Regions from separate parts of the Homo sapiens genome. Here region 1 is linked to region 2. A link is a loop called in an ENCODE intact Hi-C map of the cell type or tissue named here. Cell type or tissue: PC-9. All regions are shown on one strand. Links, peaks and the distances in the headings refer to the core of each region. The heading gives the core; the rest is flanking DNA.

What was found. Peaks named below come from ENCODE experiments on the same cell type or tissue, not always from the same donor. Only the 100,000 strongest peaks of a DNase experiment are listed, where the experiment ranks them.
Region 1: it touches region 2 in a loop (4-fold over the local background); 4 of 110 quality-filtered maps call a loop at or near these places.

The regions. Positions count from the first base shown.
Region 1 is chr17:41,335,898-41,345,082 of GRCh38, reverse strand. No RefSeq gene overlaps it. Among named protein-coding and RNA genes, the nearest start is that of KRT33A, 10 kb to the left of the region's middle. In PC-9, for the core only: no CTCF peak of the experiment used is centred there; a DNase peak (open chromatin) is centred at 5,112; H3K27ac peaks cover 2,205 bases.
Region 2 is chr17:41,400,211-41,409,395 of GRCh38, reverse strand. LOC100505782 (a long non-coding RNA gene) reads right to left here and starts at 6,980. Exons shown (of 3, transcript NR_040111.1): 1 at 6,888-6,980; 2 at 1-975. It also overlaps the pseudogene KRT41P. RefSeq lists an enhancer at 4,507-5,706. In PC-9, for the core only: no CTCF peak of the experiment used is centred there; a DNase peak (open chromatin) is centred at 5,225; H3K27ac peaks cover 2,413 bases.

The DNA.
Region 1 (9,185 bases), core at 3,845-6,344, 64 kb after region 2:
TCTGTAGTTCTATGATGTGGGCCTGGAACTCTATGCTGGAGTTCTCTGCTCAGTTGCCTGGGGTCTGCGTCAGATGATGGAGAACTGTGAGTGGGTTATTTGGCGGAAAAGTCTCTTTTGTCCTAGTGAGCCTTGAGCTTTGGCCCCACCTGTTTTTATTTATATGCAGTTGGGACCATCATTATGTCACATTACTGCCTTCAGTGGCATCCAGATTTGGCAATGTTTAAAAAAACAAAAACAGCAATCAAGTAAGGAAACCCAAGGCCCAGCCCACAAATGAGATTGAGTCTCATTTTTCACTTCTCTACTCCTACTTTTCTAAATCAATGATTGAAATGAAGAGATATTGAGAATGGGAACTCTTAATAGAGATTAGAATATCATCAACCTATGAGAACAGGTAGGGAGGGGCAGGAGGTAGAGTGGGGGTTGGAAATTCTCTCCAAAACTTGCAGACCATATATTTAGGTGTGGTAGAGATGTCCAGGGAAAAATACCCAAAACCTTCCATTCAGGGCTGTGGATACCAGAGGACAGCTAAGGAGACCAGCCCTCAACAGTTGCTCGTGGCCACCTTCTTCCCTTAGGTGCGGACCAGTCCTCTCTTTTGCGTTAGGGCTAACATAGAGAGAATGCTGAGTCTCAAAGATTGGTCACTCGCTACTCCATTTGTCTTCAGCAGCACAGTCCTATAGAATGGAGAACAGATGTTCCTGAGGATCTGAGAGTCTGGGCTCCTTTTTAGTGGAAGATCATGTATATAAAACATTTCTTTATTTGAGTTTGGAAGAGAAGAATCAGTAGAAAAGGTCTTTATAAACTTTAAAAATAACCTGGATAGGATACAGATTTCAATTAAATCAATGTAGAAAGTCACCTCATCATTAATCATGAATGTCTGCTGCTTGCTTGGAAGGAGGAGATAAATAATGGGTTCAGAATCCTTTCTTTCTCTCTTGTATATTTCAGCAACAATGCAGAGGCAGGAAAAAAAAAGCAAGAATTCTTAAAGGCGAGGTTCTGTTATTCAACCCTGGGCTTTCCCAGGTGCAAACTTAATTTCTCCTTTCTGCAGGTTCCCAGGTCTGCAGTCGCTGAGGTCATCAGCTCCTCGAGCCAGGCCTTCTCAGAAAACAGTGCTCTGAGGGGAGAGGCCCATAGCAAGGAAGCAAGGAAACAAGACCCTGGGAAATGTCTCCTAATCCCTGCCCCACCCTTCCCTGTGAAATAAACCATGATGGCGCTGGGCTATGAGTCTTACCCACTAGGAGATGGTGTGGGATGCTGTGATGAGAAGAAGAATTATGGCTTGTTTTGGAGGCAACATTTTTTGGTCCTGGTTTTGGATATATTGTTGACTCCCCTGACCATCAGAGTCCTCCTTTTGAGAGACCTGGCCTGGCAGCATTGTGGGGTTGTGAAGATCCCCTGTGTATGGAAGTGCTTTATAAATGGTGCAGCATGGTACCTATGTAAGACTCAGTATTCTTGTTGTTGACACTTTGACCTTGAATACGAATTCCTGGGCTCTTGGGATCTAAGTTTGATATTGTCTAGTCCCAGTAAAACATTCTACTCAGCCTCCTAACAGCCTGTTTGCTCCTATTTTTGACAGATGTGAACCGAGCTCCTATTGTCTCAGTTTGGAGAGCTTGCCTGAGAGGTGACATTTGCATTGAGACCTGAAAACAGAGAAGAAACAGAGCAGAGGGAAAGAGCTTTCCAGAGAGAGGGACAGAAAGTCAAGGAAGGGAGGGAGTAAGGCAGTTGCCTTTGAAGAAGGGAGCAAGGCCAGGGCATCGGGAGTGATGAGTAGGGGAGGAACAATCAGCCTGTATGTGTGGGCAGTGGCCAGGGTACATGGGGGCTCGCCAGTTCTGTGGAGGATCCGATTTCATTTCAAGGGAAGAGGAAAGCCTTGGGAGAGTTAAAAGGATGAATTTGATTGACACTTTTATTAAAAGGAGTGCATTGGCAGCTGAATGGAAAATAGGTTTACTGAACACTAACATTTAAAGTTTCAGGGTAGTGGATGACAATTACAAGTCAGGTATGTCTTCTTTTATGTTTCAAAGAAGAATCACTGACATCTAACAACAACTGCTCACATTTCTCATCAAAAACAGGAGAGTCTGGCAGCAGGCACCAAAAGTCCCAAGAATGGCTCCAACTATAAAAGGATATGAGGATGACATGATCTGTCCCTTGTTATTGCAAAATGCACACTGACAACTTGATGAAGTTATGTGCCAGGCAGGTGGGCCCCGGCCCCACCAGGCTCCTCGCTGAGCCTGCTGCAGGTGTGCAGAGGTAGCTTTCCCTCACTCTCACTTTTTTTTTTTAAACTTGTAGGGACAAGCACAGGACTGAAATGTAAAGTGTAGGGGGAGCCCTTGAAACTATTGCTATGGAATAAAAGATGAAATGCTCCTGATTATTGTAAATACAAAGTTGCATGCAGGATTGTGTAAAGACAATGCCAGGCTGGACTACCAGAATAAGCCAACAGCGTGTGATGTGCTTCCCCCTGCAGAGTCTATGAACGGAAGGGCAGGCAGGGATGTTTCACATCACCAAGATTCCTATCCCAGAAAAGCAGATGTTCATAGCTCTGAGAACGGAATGCGACCCTTGAGGAGAGCCTATAAACGGACGCATGAGGGGTGCATGTTCATATGGATAAGATAGGGCTATAAATGCCCTCATCTTGCCACAGCTCTTCTAGGCCTCTTTAGGGTTAAGGCATTCTCCCTTCTGAGAATTTCTGGTCTAACCTGTTGTCTAGCTTCACGTCCTGTTTCTATGGATTGTTTGTAACCAGCTTTTGCTGCAACTGTTACTGCTGATTAATATCTTGCTAATCACAGGTTATGGAAACACTGTGTTTCTGTTTTAAGGCTCTGTTAGAAATTACTGATGCACATACTATATTGTAAATTCTTATCTCTGTATATTGTACTTCTGCATACAGATGTTATGTTAAAGAATTGCTTCATCCCCATGTGACCATCTCACCTCATAATCAAATGACCCGAAATCCCTCACTAACCTACCCCCACCCTCACTAAACTTAATAACAAATGCTATATTTATATCCAGTGCATTGGTGGCATCGCAGGACCAGAAGGCGGTGACCCCCCGGACCCAGCTTTCACTATCTTGTGTGTGTCTATTCTTTCTCAACCTGCCAATCCTCCTGGGAACAAAGAGCCCCATTGCATTGCAGATTGCTGGCCAGATCCTGCAATAGTAAAGCCTAGGGAGGATTTACAGCCTCCCCAGTCAAAGATGTATTTACAAAAAATTCAAACACTTGCTCAGCTGCGGCCTGGATGTGATGGCATCTACACAAGATGACTTCCTGCAGCGGCACAAATGAAGCTGTGGGGGATCCCGACGAGCTAAAGCTTGGGTGTGGCACATGGGAGTGAATGTGTTTAAAGTTTTAAAAGTGGTTAAAAGGTGAAAAAAGAAAGGCTAGAAACCAAACCTCAGAAAAATCATGCATTTGAAAGTGACTGCTTTAGTTTTCAATCTGGTTTCAGTCTTGTAACCTCTATCTGTATCTCAGCCTGCATTGTGTTACTATGCTTTTTAAGCCACGGTTTCTTAAACTGAAAATGGGAGACTAATAACCACCTCACTTTTTTTTAAATAAAGGTAGAATCAGATTATGTTGCAAAGATGCTCAACCCAACCAGATACATCATAAGTGTCCAGTAAATGGAGTTCCTATTCACTTCCTTAGCAGCCCTGCATTCTGACCCCTTTCCTATTGCTCATCACAGGGTCTCCACAGCCTTGAGAATAAAAGGTTTTGCTCATTTGAGTCCTTCAGTAACCAGGTGAGAATCTAGTTTCAGGTTCTCTCAAATTGAGGGTTGTAGAAGACAGGCCAGATGGGACAAGAAACTGAAGAATCTGAGCTCGAGGGCTGAGAATCAGAGAGAAATGAATTCAGATGTGCCTGCATGCATCTGTGTGGGTCTGTGCACCTATGCTTGTGTGTGTGAGTGCAGGTGTGTGTGCGTGCTGTGTTAGGAGGAAGATGGCTAATTATGATTATGAAACTGGTGGTATTTTTGCTGATTATAACAATCAGAATTTTCAAATGGAAAGATAAAAGTAAAGCACAGAGCTGGTGGTGTCAAAGTCATAGGAATTTTAGTCACTTTATGGGAACTGGTTTCCACTTATGCCTATTTTCTACACAGGAAACCAACAATTAAGTGTATCATTAAAGGCCTGGGTAAAATTTAACGTGTTTGTATTTCCTGTTAATAATTATTTCAGACCTGCACATGCTGACTTCATCTTGGTTGGTTGTGGAGGCTGACTGACTGCTGGCTGCTGTGAAACATGAGGGTTACCAAGACCCTGAGAGCAGAGGGTGTGTGGTCCATTGTCAAAGAGCCAGGGGGACACGTGGGAGGGTCACTGCGGGAAGTGACTGCAGGCCATGCATGGTAATGCACAGGTATGACCAGCACAGAGGGACATGCCTCTAAGAAGGGTGCACTCTGGGGGCAGGGAAAGGACATAGATGAGAGAGTTTGAATGCTTTCTTGGTAAGTGCTTAATTAGATTGGTTCCCCACGGCAGCATTTTATGAACTGAAGTGCATAGACACTTCAAGGGGCTATAAGAGGGAAAATATTCCATGGGTTAGAGATGGAGAGAGGAGCATCTAGAATTTTGCAACTGAGCTTTAGTGAGCTCTGTTTCACATTTGGATGTCAAGGATTTTAGAAAAGCAGATGTCTGCCTCACTGCTGTCTGTTTAACTGAAGGTTTACACTTGTGCTCTGAGATTGTTACTAAAACAGAAAGAGGAAGGAGAAGAAGAGGAGGACGAGGGGGAAGGAGAGAGAATGAGTGAGGAAGGAAGGAAGAAAGGCAGGGAGGAAGAAAGGAGGAGAAGAAGAAAAAAACAAAATGTCTATTGCAGTTGTCTTAGGCATTTAGTGAATTGTCAGTTTTTTTGCTTGGTCGTTTTTTGTGGCCCTGTTTCTGTCACTACCTTGCCTTTGTCTCCATTTCTAACCCCATGTTCACCCCTTGGATTTAATGGTAGATCCAGCTTTTCTGGTTCTGGCCTTGGGTGCCTCCAGGGCATTATTTGCCCCTATTCTCTCTAGCTTTTCCTAATTCTGGCCTTTGATGCCTCCTGATATATGCCCCCATTCTCTCTAGCTTTTTCTGCTCTTGGCCTCTCAGCCAGGTCTGCAATAACCCCTGTGCACCATTAATGGTTTAGAGAAAGGCTCTCTCTCTGGGTGGATGCAGCCTGTAGGTGCCTGATTTGGCAAGCAGCACATAAGCTCGTCTCCATCCCACCCTGCAGCTGGGTGCTCTTGTGCCTGGCACAGCTCATACCTGCATATTGCTGCCTTGGAACAACCCATGCAGCCAGCTCAAAACTTCATCCCTGGACTCCATCTGGCCATTGTCCCTGCTAGATTAGAGCTTGAGTCAGACAGTTTAAATAATTTTGAGGAATTCTCTCATTTTTTAAACTGATCCTTGTGGTACTTTTATGGCAGACGTAAAGTAGGCACACAATAAGTGCTCAACAAATAATTAATAATCTGCCTGCCTGAAATGCATAACCTATTTAGGGCAGATGAGGAAATGAGGCATAGAGGGGTTGCTTGAGCAATACTATGCAGCAAAAAATGTTTTTGTTTATCAACAGAAGACGCACTTAGGCAACTGAGAAGAGCAGGAAACATGTGGGTACATGATTGTCTTTTTTCTAATGAGAAGGGAGTAATTCTTCCTTTTCTCAAACTTGACGCTGTTCTTTGAAGGCAGTATGTTATTCTTAGATTAACAACCATGACACTCATAGGATTAGACGTGCAACTTCATGGTGAAAGAACTTTGGTGGCAAGAACAGGGGTACAGAATGCAACATTTGAACCAAGCCCAACAGTAAACAGAAACTAAGAACTAAAGTGGTTTGCCCACACAAAGATTGAATTTGTGCCAAGGGTTTTTCCAGTTCTCAGAGGTGCTTAAGTGTAAACCCAGAAAGTTACCTGACATGCTCACGTCCCTGTGTCTCCGTGATATGCTGAGACTGCAAAGTTTTGGTCTGGTCTGCTGCCCCTTTTTTCCATAGAGCTCTAGGCATCTCTTGCTAGACATAAAGCTCAGGGGCTGTTGAATCAAAGGTGGTCAAATGTAACAATGTGAGGCATCCATTCTAGAAAGTTTTGAATTCTAATTGAGAGAGTCAGGATGTTTCTAAACTTTTTCTTTTTCTTTTCCCTTTAGTGATCATTAGGTTAAGCTGTGACTGATCACAAGTAAAGACCTGGTGAAAAAGTGAACTTCTTGTTTGGACTAACAAGTTCTCTCAAATTCACACTAATTGTACATCCAATTAGAGGAGTTGATTGAAAAATACCAGTTCATGTTTATGTTTATATTTTTAAAGAACTTAGACTTGTAATACATTTATAAAACCATAAAATGCTAGAAGGACATACATATCAAATGTATAATTGTGTTTGTCTCTGAGAAGAAGAGATTGGAATAAGAATGGATATGGAAGTCAAAGAAGTTCTCAATGCTGTATTTCTTAATTTTAAACCCACTTAGAGCAAATATGAAAAAATATTAACAGCCACAGATTCTGGGTAGGAAAGCACAAGTTGTAAAATATATTTTCTCTGTTCTTTTTTTTTTTTGACTAGATGTTTGTTTTAAAGTATTTTATTGCTATTAAAAGAAAACAAAATACAAAAGAATTGGATGGAAAAGCAAAGGCTAATCTCTTTATTTCAGCCACTAATAATTGTGGTAATCCTGGGTGTTAATCCTTGAAGTCTTCATGGCATTGCTGTTTATCTGGTGGAAACTTATGACGCTTAGAATAGGCTGAGTAACCTGTAATATCTTGTGTTTGACCCAGGACACCACAGTCCCAGGCACAAAGTGGTTAATTTTTTTCTTTTTTCCCATTAATGATCATTAGGTTAAGCTGTGACTGATAACAAGTGAAGACCTAGTAAAATAGTGAACTTCTTTGGTTGGACCAACGAGTTCTATCAAACTCACACAAATTGTATATCCAATTAAAGAAGTTGATTGAAAAATGCCAGTTCATGTTTATGTTTGTATTTAAAAAAATCTTAGACTTGTATATACATTTAAAAAACCATAAAATGCTAGAAGGACATACATATGAAATGTATGCATTAATGTATATTAAATGTATGTCCTTCTGGCATTTTATGGTTTTGTAAATGTATACACAAATCTAAGTGATGGCAATGACATTTGTTCAGACCCCTCCAATAAGGTATTTGTATAAAGGTACTGTAATTTTCATACTTACTATGATAAGGATAAGGTTAAGCGAGTCAAAGGTCACTTTATAAAAAATCTAGCTGCTTTTTTACAATAATTTAAAGCTCTCCTGGAAACACTATACAAGGTTTAAACAATGAGTATTTAAACAATGAGCCCCTCTATGATGGACTGGGAAGCACCATGTGTCAAGAGGAGCATGGCAATGCTATTAACCATAGAAGCATCAATAAAATATGTGTATGTTGCCAATGAGGACCACATTTGGGTTGGTTCGTTTCTCTAAGATATCTGTCTAGCCGATTCATTGTCTCAGGACATTTTGTTGCCCAGGATGCAGTTTTCTCTTTCAAATACACATCCCTGATTTTTACTGAGAATATCTTCCAATGATATTTTCTTTGTCAGAAATTTTGCAAATAAAAGTAGAAAGAAAAAAGGGATTTGTGGAGAGAGAGTTCCAAGATGGCAGGTGATGGAGTTTATGGTGGCATATGTGCCCCAAACAAAACGCAGGCCTGGGAAGGGCCTGGACAGCTTTTCCTGGAAATAGGAGACTGGGAATGGGAGGGAGTGTGGATTCAACATGGACCATCTTTTCCAGTCCTTACACCACTCTGACGTTAGTAACTCTAAAGCATTGCATACGTTTGCCTTCAGGGCTAGCTGAGGGGGCTTCTTTCCTCTCTCCTTCAAGAAAGGAGAGAGGGAAGAGGGTCTCTTGCTTCTCTACTCCTAGCTTCTTGCTGATGGGAAACTTCAGAGTTTCCCATGAGAATCTAATGCCTTATGATCTGTCACTGTCTCCCATCACCCCCAGATGGGATCATGTAGTTGCAGGAAAACAAACTCAAGGCTCCCACTGATCCTACATTATGGTTAGTTGTGTAATTTTTTCATTGTATATTACAATATATTAATAGTAGAAATAAAGTGCACAATAAATGTAATGGGCTTGAATCAGCCCCAAATCATAACTTTCCCTCTCCTCGGCCCATGGGAAAGTTGTTTTCCATGAAACTGGTCTCTGGTACCAAAAAGGCTGGGGACCACTGGTGTAAATGCTTCTAAGAATAGATAAGCAACTTAAGGTTTACAGGGTACTAAAAATATGGGTTTAAATGCTAATAAAACTGGATGCACATGAAAACACTCTCTTGCTGTGGTCCAGTGAATCTTGACCATTCTATCACAGAGACTTGCAGCTTTGAGTTGGAGCTGCCCCCTGGACCTCCTGTCCACAGCACACCCCTGCAACACACACACACATGCACATACATACATGTGCACATACCTGCACACATACACACACATGCTGTGCTTCATGCCCTCACTAAGGTGGCATGGGAGGGAATGAGTGTTTTTAAGAGAAATGAAGACAACTCAGGCTTCTTGTTCTCCTGGTGTTTGCACAAGTGCCTTCTCTGCAGACCATGCTTCAATCTCTTTCTTGGCTTTCCCTGTTAGTGAAAGAGACAAGCAGAGCCCCAGCATGTATCTGACTGCTTAGGGTCCAACCCAAGCTCACAAGCTTCCTGGGGAGCCTAGTGAGATGAAGGCACTGCAGAGCCTCCCAAAAAGAGGCATCAGCTTTTGGTGGAGACTTGAGCCCGGGAAGGTGGGACATCATGGTTCATCAAAGACACAACCAAAATCCAGTGAGGAATGGCAGCCATCAAAAGTTTTATTCTTCAAGAGAAGGAGTTCTCAGGGGCTGTGGGCAGCAGGCACAGAGCTCTTTAGTGCATGTGTGGGCAGGTGATGGTGACCTACAGTTTGCACTGGGAACTAAGATCAAGAGTGACCTGACCTCTGCTCATGCGCATCTCTCCCTGTCTCTCTCTCTACCTTTTATGTCTCTCTCC
Region 2 (9,185 bases), core at 3,858-6,357:
CTTGATTAATTTGTGAGTGCTGATAATTCATAGCAGAAATCATGCTCCATAGCCTAAGATGAAAACATGTGAAAGTCAAAGGGTTGACACCACCTGAGGAGGGTCTACCCTGGGTGCTGGAAGGGCATTGTGTTTTATCATCTTTCTTCGGGGCACTGTGCAAGTCTCACTCTTCTAGAGCTAAAGAAAGCCATTTCCTTCCTCTCATGCTGGCAATGTGGCTTTTACTCTAATAGGGAATCCAGGGTCCCTTTGGGTATGGGGCTTGTAGAGAGGGGCCTGCAGTGATTGCACTGTGTTGCAAATGCCTGGTTACTTTGCCACCTCCCTTTTGGGCCATTGTGTGTAAAGGCAGGTGCTGGCTGTGTGTCCATCACAGTATCCTCAGTACCAGCTGCTCCCCTTGGTTCATCTCAGGTGCTTAGTATTGACTGAGTGGGGAACATCCTGTTGCTTTCTGGGCTTTGAGCACACTACACAGGATAAGCCAACTCACAATTAGATGGCAAAGGGCAGGCCAGTGGACTTACAGCTGCGAGCTGGGAGTCATGTCCTGGTGCCCCTTCCTGCCCTCTAACTGTCACTCCTGCACTTTCCCTGTTACAGGTACGAGAGAGAGCGCTCGCTGCAACAGCTGGTGGAGGCTGACATCTGTGGCCTGCGCAGGGTGCTAGACAACCTCACCCTCGCCAAGTGTGACCTGGAGGCCCAGCTGGAGTCCCTGAAGGAGGAGCTGCTTTGCCTCAAGAAGAACCATGAGCAGGTGTGTGACCCTTGGTGTGATGCATTGAGACTTTCTGGAGGTGAATTCAGGCTCATCTGGGGGGAAAAAACGGAGGCTTCCTTCTGCTTGGGATTGAAGCTTTGCAGGTGAGCTCTGGCTTTTGGTGGGAGATTGCTTCTCATCCACAGCTTCTGGAAGCTGCTAGGCTGGTGCAGGCAGCGGTTTATCTTCAGAGGAGCACAGGGAAATTACTGGGGAGGATGGAAAGTGGGAGTTGAGAGTTTGGGTGAAGGGCAGTTGGGGGCCCTGCAGGCGGGTCATACTCCTCTGATGCCTACAGGAAGCCCACACTCTAAGGGGTCAGCTGGGAGACAAGCTCCGGATAGAGCTGGACATTGAGCCCACCATTGACCTGAGTAGAGTTCTGGGGGAGACGTGAGGCCAGTACGAGGCCATGGTGGAGACCAATCGCCAGGATGTGGAGCAGTGGTTCCAAGCCCAGGTGAGGGGGACTGCTAAGCAGTGGGGATTGGCCTCCATCTGGGCAGGTAGGTGACCATGTTTCTCTATGCTCCAGTCTGAAGGCATCAGCCTGCAGGCCATGTCCTGCTCTGAGGAGCTGCAGTGCTGCCAGTCAGAGATCCTGGAGTTGAGACGCTCGGTGAACGCCCTGGAGGTGGAGCTTCAGGCTCAGCACACACTGGTGAGTCCCTCTGCACGCATGGGAGACCCAGCTTGGCTCCCACTACCCATGAGTAGCTCTCTGGGGTCAGTACAGGCCTCGAATACCAACCACGGACTCAGCTTAAACCTTGGTTTCAACTCTTTTGGAAGCACTTCCCTGTAGATGTGGATGCTGAGTGAATCAACATTAACTTAGGTCAGAGGGCTCTGATCTTAAAGGTCTACCATGAAGTGTGTTAGTTATTCTGGCTGAAGACAGCTAAAGGGAGTTAGATTGCTCTCTGGACCTGGCAATGTCTTGGGGTGTCACAATCTTAAGAGGTTGGAGATCCATGATTTTTAACTTGCTTCCTCCTTTCTTTGATATTATAGAAGGACTGTCTACAGAACTCCCTGTGTGAAGCCGAGGACCGCTACCGCACAGAGCTGGCCCAGATGCAGAGCCTCATCAACAATGTGGAGGAACAGCTGTCTGAGATCCGGGCTGACCTGGAGCGGCAGAACCAGGAGTACCAGGTGCTGCTGGATGTGAAGGCCCGGCTGCAGAATGAGATTGCCACATACCGGAACCTTCTGGAGAGTGAGGACTGCAAGTACGTACCCTGTTGTCTATGTCAACACCGTGTGCAAAAACAGATAACTTCTCTTGGGAATGACCTAAAAGGAGCTCTGGAGGCCAGGTGGGGGTGGCATTGCAGATCCCATCTTTGGAGACAAACTTGCTACCACTAGGCCTGGTGAGCTAATGCCTGCCTAGGCGTAGGTGAGGGTGTACAGGAGTTTTCAGGTCATGGCATTTGTTTTGCTGACCACGTTGTGCTCCCAGTTGCTGGCTACTCCCATAGAGGGCTAAAATACTGAATGCCCAGCACATTCAGGTTTTGCTAAATTCTCTCCAGGAGAAGTATTCCAATAACGAGTATTCTTTGTGCTCATAGCATTTAAAGTATTGCTAAGGGCATGTGCACTGACTCTTTCATTTTAGTTCCACAATAGCCCTGTGAAAAGCATCAGAGGGCTGATATACCCCTTTAAGCACTAAGGAACACTATGAGGGGCTGTGTTTAAATGGAATCAGTGGCTGACATCTGGACCATTCTTGTTCCTCTGGCCTTTCTGCCTTTCTCTCTGCTGTGTTCCTTCCATATGGGACGTGACCCTGGCCTGGCACACAGGTACACTGAGTTCTGGCCCCAGCTCCACTGTGGACTGTGGGCACGTCATTGCCCCTTTCAGGCTTAGAGGGACCTCTAAGGTCTAAGGTCCTCTTTTGCACTTTAATTCTAAAGTGTCTATAATATACTTTTGTCTTTCACATACTTCTCATGCCAATGTTTCAAACACCTTTTTTCTCTATGCAGATTTCCCTGCAACCCGTGTGCAACCCCAGCCTTCAGCACTCCTAGTCCAGCCCCTGCAGCCTGCGCCCCCTGCTCCCGGGCCACCCATGGGCCCTGCTCATCAACTGGATACTGACACACTCCTCAGCCCGAGGTGCTGGGAAAGGGGAGGTGTCTTCAGCTCGTTAGGCTTTGCTCTGCAGGCCTGCTAACCTGGGCCTTGCCTCCCTGGCCAGCCAGGCAGGAGACTGAAGAGAGACAGTGCCACTCTGTGGATAGGTGTTTGAATCCAGCAGCTCAGCCCCTATGGCTGGATTTGTTTCTTCCCCTCAAGGTGTCCCAAGTGCTCCATTTTCTCTCTTCTGTTGCCTCCTGATCTCTCTGAGATGGGGCAGGCACTTTTGTTTTTATTTTGCTATTAAACTTCGCTTCTGCAGCAGAATGAGCCCAGTGCAGTCCAGCCTCAGCATCTCCGTCCCATGCTGAGAGCCTTGCTGGGAACTCCTTGAGCCACATGCTTCTGTAGACGGGGGTTGTGGCTGGCTCGCCAGAGTGGTTCTGGGAGATGGCAAAGCCAGTGAAGGCTAGAGTTAAAAATGGGACTGCGGCAAAGTGGCACAGAGGAGAGATACCCAACCTTGGACCTCACCAAGTGTATTTGGAGACAGATTTACAGATAGAGCTTTTAAAATATAGACGCTAAGTAAAATTTCCCTTTTATCTGGATAAGCCACCTGGTCCTTGTGTAAAGGAAGAGCTCAAATCTGCGGCACCACAGACCGTTGCAAAACTCTGAAAATATTAACTGATGGTAATCGCCATCAGTCTAGAAAGGCCCAAACAACCTGACCCGTCCAAGCTCCCCAGTAAGCTCCACTGGTAAGTCCTGGCAGCTGTCTGGCTTGGAATTTGTAGACAGTAGAACATGAATCAGAAGCCCCAGAACAGGTAACTTAAATTGAGCTTTTAGGATGACATGCCCATTATGAACAAGGCACTGGCTGGGGCTTCGCCGACATTGTGTCACAGGGCACCACATCAGCCCTGCAAAGAAGAAGCAGCTGTTATTATTCTCAGTTGGTTACTGAGTCAAGACTTGAAACCTAGTCTCTTTGAACCAGATCCAAAGCCCGTTCTTTGGAAGCTTTGAGGGGGAAACAAATTAAACATGAGAAGGTTTAGGACAGTGGTTCTTAAAGCGTGGTCCGCCAGCAGGTAGCACTGGCATTACCTGAGAACTTGCTAGACATGCACATTCTTGAGCACCACCCCTGACTTACTGAACCAGCATTCTGCTTTAGCATGACTTGCAGGTGATTCTGATGTTGGTTCAAGTTTGAGAAACACTGGGTTAGGAAGTTTATTTGAGGAATGAGCCCTTGACTAGCTAGACCCTCTACAGAAAGGGCTGGCCTTGCCGTCCTGATATGTCCTCCAGTGAGGAATCCCTCATACCATCAGATCAGGATAGAGCCTTTCTCTTTTACATTGCAAAACTCTGAAAATGTTACATGATAGTTATTTCTATCAGTCTAGAAAGGCCCAAACAAGCTGACCCATCCAACCTCCCCAGTAACCCCCATTGGTGAGTCCTTATGGCAACTGTCTGTCTTGGAATTTGCAGATGGTAGAACATGAATCAAAAGCTCCATATTTTGATAGCCGTGGCTGAGAATCAGCACATCTCCAGAATTCAGCATCACAGCTGGCCAGAGAAGAGAAGCAGTGAGTTCCCTATCCTTGGAGACAAGCAGAGGCTTCAGAATCACTGATGGGGATGTTGAGGGGAACACTTAGGGAACTGATGGGGCTGGTTGAGATGGCTGTAGCCCCCCTAACTCTGTGCGTCCCTGCTTTCTATGTCTTATTGATCAGTGAAACCACAGGCATTGAAGTGGAACCACCAAATCTACTTTAGGAGCTGGTTTTGGTCTTCCCTTTCCCTCTGTGAATTCTCTGAATCACTGTAGTTTGCTGAAAAATTTACAAGTACAGCTGGTTCTGGTTTAATCCAGGTCTTCCTGATACAGCGGTGTGGTGCTGGAGTGACCACAGTCCCGAGCCCCAAGGCTGGAGGGAGCTTAAGTGAGAATCTTGTTGCTCTGCCTCCAACTGCTCTCAAGCCCAGCGTCCTACTTGTTGGTCACTGCTCATGTACATAGGACTGATCTGCTTGAGAGACACTGGGATTTCCAGCATAGGAAGCCCAAGAAGGGTCAGAGGCTGCCACGCCCTCCCCTCCTCTGTTCTTTTTCTCAAGTGGTAAAACTGTTTTGGCACACGTGACACACCCCTTGGGCACCTACCCAAGAGAAGCTCTCAATAATGAAGAGCCATCTCGATTAGTCTTAATTTAGTACCTGACCCAGCTGCCCTCATCTCCTTTGTACTTAAATAGCTCCTTTCATCCAACAAGTTCAAAGCTGTCTAACAAAATAAACCCACTTATTCTTGCACCATGACGGCACAGGCAAGCATTGTCCTTCCCATTTAAGGGAGAGAGAGAGAAGGTGAGTCATTCAGTGGTTAAGGGATTCTGCTGGTGACATAAAGTGAGTCAGTGGGGCCCCAGGGTGATTGACCTGTGTTTCTTAAGTTCACATCCAGTGCTCTCTCATTTCTAATTAAAAGATTAGCTTTGATGAGACAGTACATGTGTGTGTGTGCACGCACATCTGTGTGTTTGTCGTGTGTGAAGAGTTTCCCTGGAAACCACAGAGGTCATCATTACCATCACCATCACCAGAATCATCATCATCATCATCATCAAATCATATAGCTTCACCATCATCATCATTGTCATAGAACCATATATCCATCAAGCTCTTACTATGAGCCAGGCGCTGGTCTAAATTATAGCTACAGTCATATGGGTAAACTCATTTAATCATTACAACAATCCTAGAAAGCCAATGCTATGGTTTTCTCATTTTGCAGACAAGTAGCCAAGACTCAGAGAGGCTAAGTAACATGCCCAAGGTCACACAGCTATTAGGTGGTGAAGCCAGGATTCAGATCCAAGCAGCCTGCCTCCAGCAACTGTGCTCTTAACTACTGTGCTTTACAGAGGCCAAGTCTCAGATTTTGTCAAAAGGATGATAGAATCATAATGACCCCATTGTTTTGATTCCTTTCCTTGAAGGAAATGAGTATGTTTATGTTAGAAGAAACGTTTCTGAGAATTTATGCCACAAAGGGTGGTACAAGGAATAAAAGTCCTTTAGTATCTCACAGGATCTTGAAGCTTGAGGACTCTGGCAATTTTAATAAACTAGGAGTTGACAAAGAAGCTCAACTCACTTCCTGCCATTTTAAAACCACCTTGTCTATTGAGAAAGAGGAGGAGGGAAACAGAATCCCTATAGATGTTCATTGTTTCACCATTTACAAAACACTTGTTAAAGTACTTTGTGTTGTATCCAAATGGAGGCCCCAAACAACCTTGAGAGAGGGGAACAGACATCACAATCCCCATCGTGCAGTGGGAGAAGTACAGGTGTAGGGAGGTGAAATGCCCCCTCTGCACCTCACAGCAGGTGAGGGGCAGCTCCACGCACTCAACCCCAAGTCTTCTCATTTCTTTTTCCCTGCTCTTTCCCTGTTCCCAACTGTGAGGGCCTTGCTGGAGGTACATGTGGATAAAACTTCACGTTCAGACCACTCTGAAATCCTGGATGGATTTTACGGGAAAGGTATCCTAGGGTCTGGGATCTCCCTAGGGGTGACCTTCTCGGTGCTGTCCCCAATCAGCATTTTAGACTCAGCTTCTGGCCTTTGGCCATTGCCTGGAGGCTCCCCCGTTTGATGCTGGTTATTGCATCCAAACCTCCCTTTCCCTTCCTTCCTCCCTGGTTCTTGGATATCCTATACAACCTGCCTCAGTCATTCACATTGGTCTCCAAGGCCCTCTGCCCTCAGGAGGTTTCTCTGGTCTCAAGGGGGCACAACTGTGTCCACTCACCAGCAGGACTGCGTGCTCCCTCCGTTTCCCTCCACCAGCCTTATTCCCCTTTCTATTTCCTCTGTCAATTTGCTTGATTTACTGTAGGTGCTTTTCTTTTTCTGCCCACACCACATCCCTGGAATGATTTCCTATGCTGCACCTGGCAAAAGCCTCTTTCATTTGCTTTGAAACTTACCTTGATGCCCATGGATCCTGTGGGGATGCCACAGGGCTGAAGCGATGGGCCATCACCACCGCCTCTCCTGTGGTCTCCAAAGCAACAAGAACCAGATGCCAAAACAATTCATTACCCTGCCTGGCTGAAGACTAGATTATTAAAGGGAACAAGATTCTAATGAGAACAGTTCTCTGAATTCTGCTTATGAGTCACTTAGAGAGCGAAGCACAAAAAACTCTTTGGGATCAAGTGCATAACCTGAAATGGCTTCATCCCCTCGCCGTGTGGCTGAAAATCATGAGCTGGATTGGAATGCCCTGAATGGGGTTTGGGTCAGGGGTGGGTGTAGGAAGAAATGGAGTGGGTAGGGGAAGGAGATATTTTTGGGGGAAGGCCCAATCACATTACATTATGCTAGCTGTGGACCTGTCTGCTCAGCAGGACTCAGAGTTCCTGGGGGCAGGGACATGACATACCCCCACTCCCCACCATGTCCCCTGCCCCTGGGACTGTGCCAAGCACACAGTAGATGTTCAACAAGTGACTAATGCCCATAATGTCACATGTACAGTTTTCTTTTTATTTATTTTTAATTTTTAGATGGGGTCTTGCTGTCGCCCAGGCTGGAGTGCCGAGGTGTGATCATGGCTCACTGTAACCTCAAATTCCTGGGCTCAAGCAATCATCCTGCCTCAGCCTCCAGAGCATCTGGAACTAAAATGTGCTCTACCAAGCCTGGCTCATTTTTAAATTTTATTTTATTTTTATTTTTTTAGATGGAGTTTCGCTTTTGTTGCCCAGGCTGGAGTGCAATGGCGTGATCTCCGCTCACCGCAACCTCCGCCTCCCGGGTTCAAGAGATTTTCCTGCCTCAGCCTCCCAAGTGTCTGGGATTACAGGCATGTGCCACCACGTCCGGCTAATTTTGAAACTCATTTTTAATTTTTTTTGTAGACATGGGGTCTTGCTATATTGCCCAGGCTAGTCTTGAACTCATGGGCTCAAGTGATTCTCCCACCTCAGCCTCCCAAAGTGCTGAGATTACAGATGCAAGCCACTGCACCCAGTACCCGTTTTCTATTTACACTGAATACAAACATATTTCTAAATGCCCATCTTACACCTTCTAAATATCTCCTTTCCTTAACTTCTGGCTATTTCTCATACATATTGAGGACCCATCTTGGCCGGAATTGTTCATAAAAAGACATTTTTTTCACCAGAACTATGATTCTTCTGTTTAGTCATATGCTCAGCATAGAGAAGCTGTCTAATCAATGTGTTCTGAATTAAATTGAACTGGATAATGAATGTGGGTTTGATAGCCCATTGACTGCTCAATTTCTCCTTGAATGAAAAAAATTTGCAAATATTCCAACTAGGAAACCAAGAGAATACATGAATTCTACCCCTCGCCTGTGTGAGGTCATGGGGATCTTACAACCCTGGGGTCCCATTTTCCCCACTAATTCAAGGAGCAAATTCACTCAAGCCCATTGAGATCTTGAAAACACTGCAAGAAAGAGGCTAGATTCACAAGAGATGGCAGCATTGTGTTTACTCACCAGCTAGTCTGTCTGTGGTCCCCATCTTGAATTCTTGTGCCATTTCACATTCTGCAGGGCAACCAGCAGGTAGAAAAAGGAATATCTAGGAGTAACCAGAAGATAACAGGGGTTTCTTGTTCTCTCCTACATCTTCTGTGTGGCTGCTGACTGGCCATGACCTGCAGCCAGTGCAGGACTGACTCTCCCTGCTTCATTTCTCCTTTCTTCTCTTCCCACTTCTTATTCCTTCAGGAACAGGCAGTGTCGCTCCTTTTAGACTTTACACTGCCTGTGTGTAGATGGCAGTATATTTCTCAGCCACAAACAATCTCAAGCTTGATCACAGAGGTGATGCTTCGGTCTGGACAGCTTGGAACAATGTCACTTCTTTCAGAGGCCTCAGAAGCTGTAGTCCTGTGTCCATAGATCTTTTATGAGTCAACTCCATTTACGCCTTGCAGGACACTCAGCACGGTGGGCCACTCCTCAGTCTATTGGCTTATTTTGTCTTGGCTTCTTCTCAGCTTTGCATTTTCCAGGTTAGCCCCTCGGAAGCTGGGCTAACTTTGTCTGATTTGCTGCATGATGCTGAGGATTCCTCCCAACTTTTTTCCTTGTCTCTTCTTTTTCTTGTTGTCTCTCCTGGTCTCCGTCTCTTTCCATTTCTCTGATCTCTCTGCATTGTACAAAAATTCTATGTTTGCTCTCTTGTCAATACAATCCTTGAATCTTCTCATACTTAGAGCCTAAACACTCTTCTTTGACTACA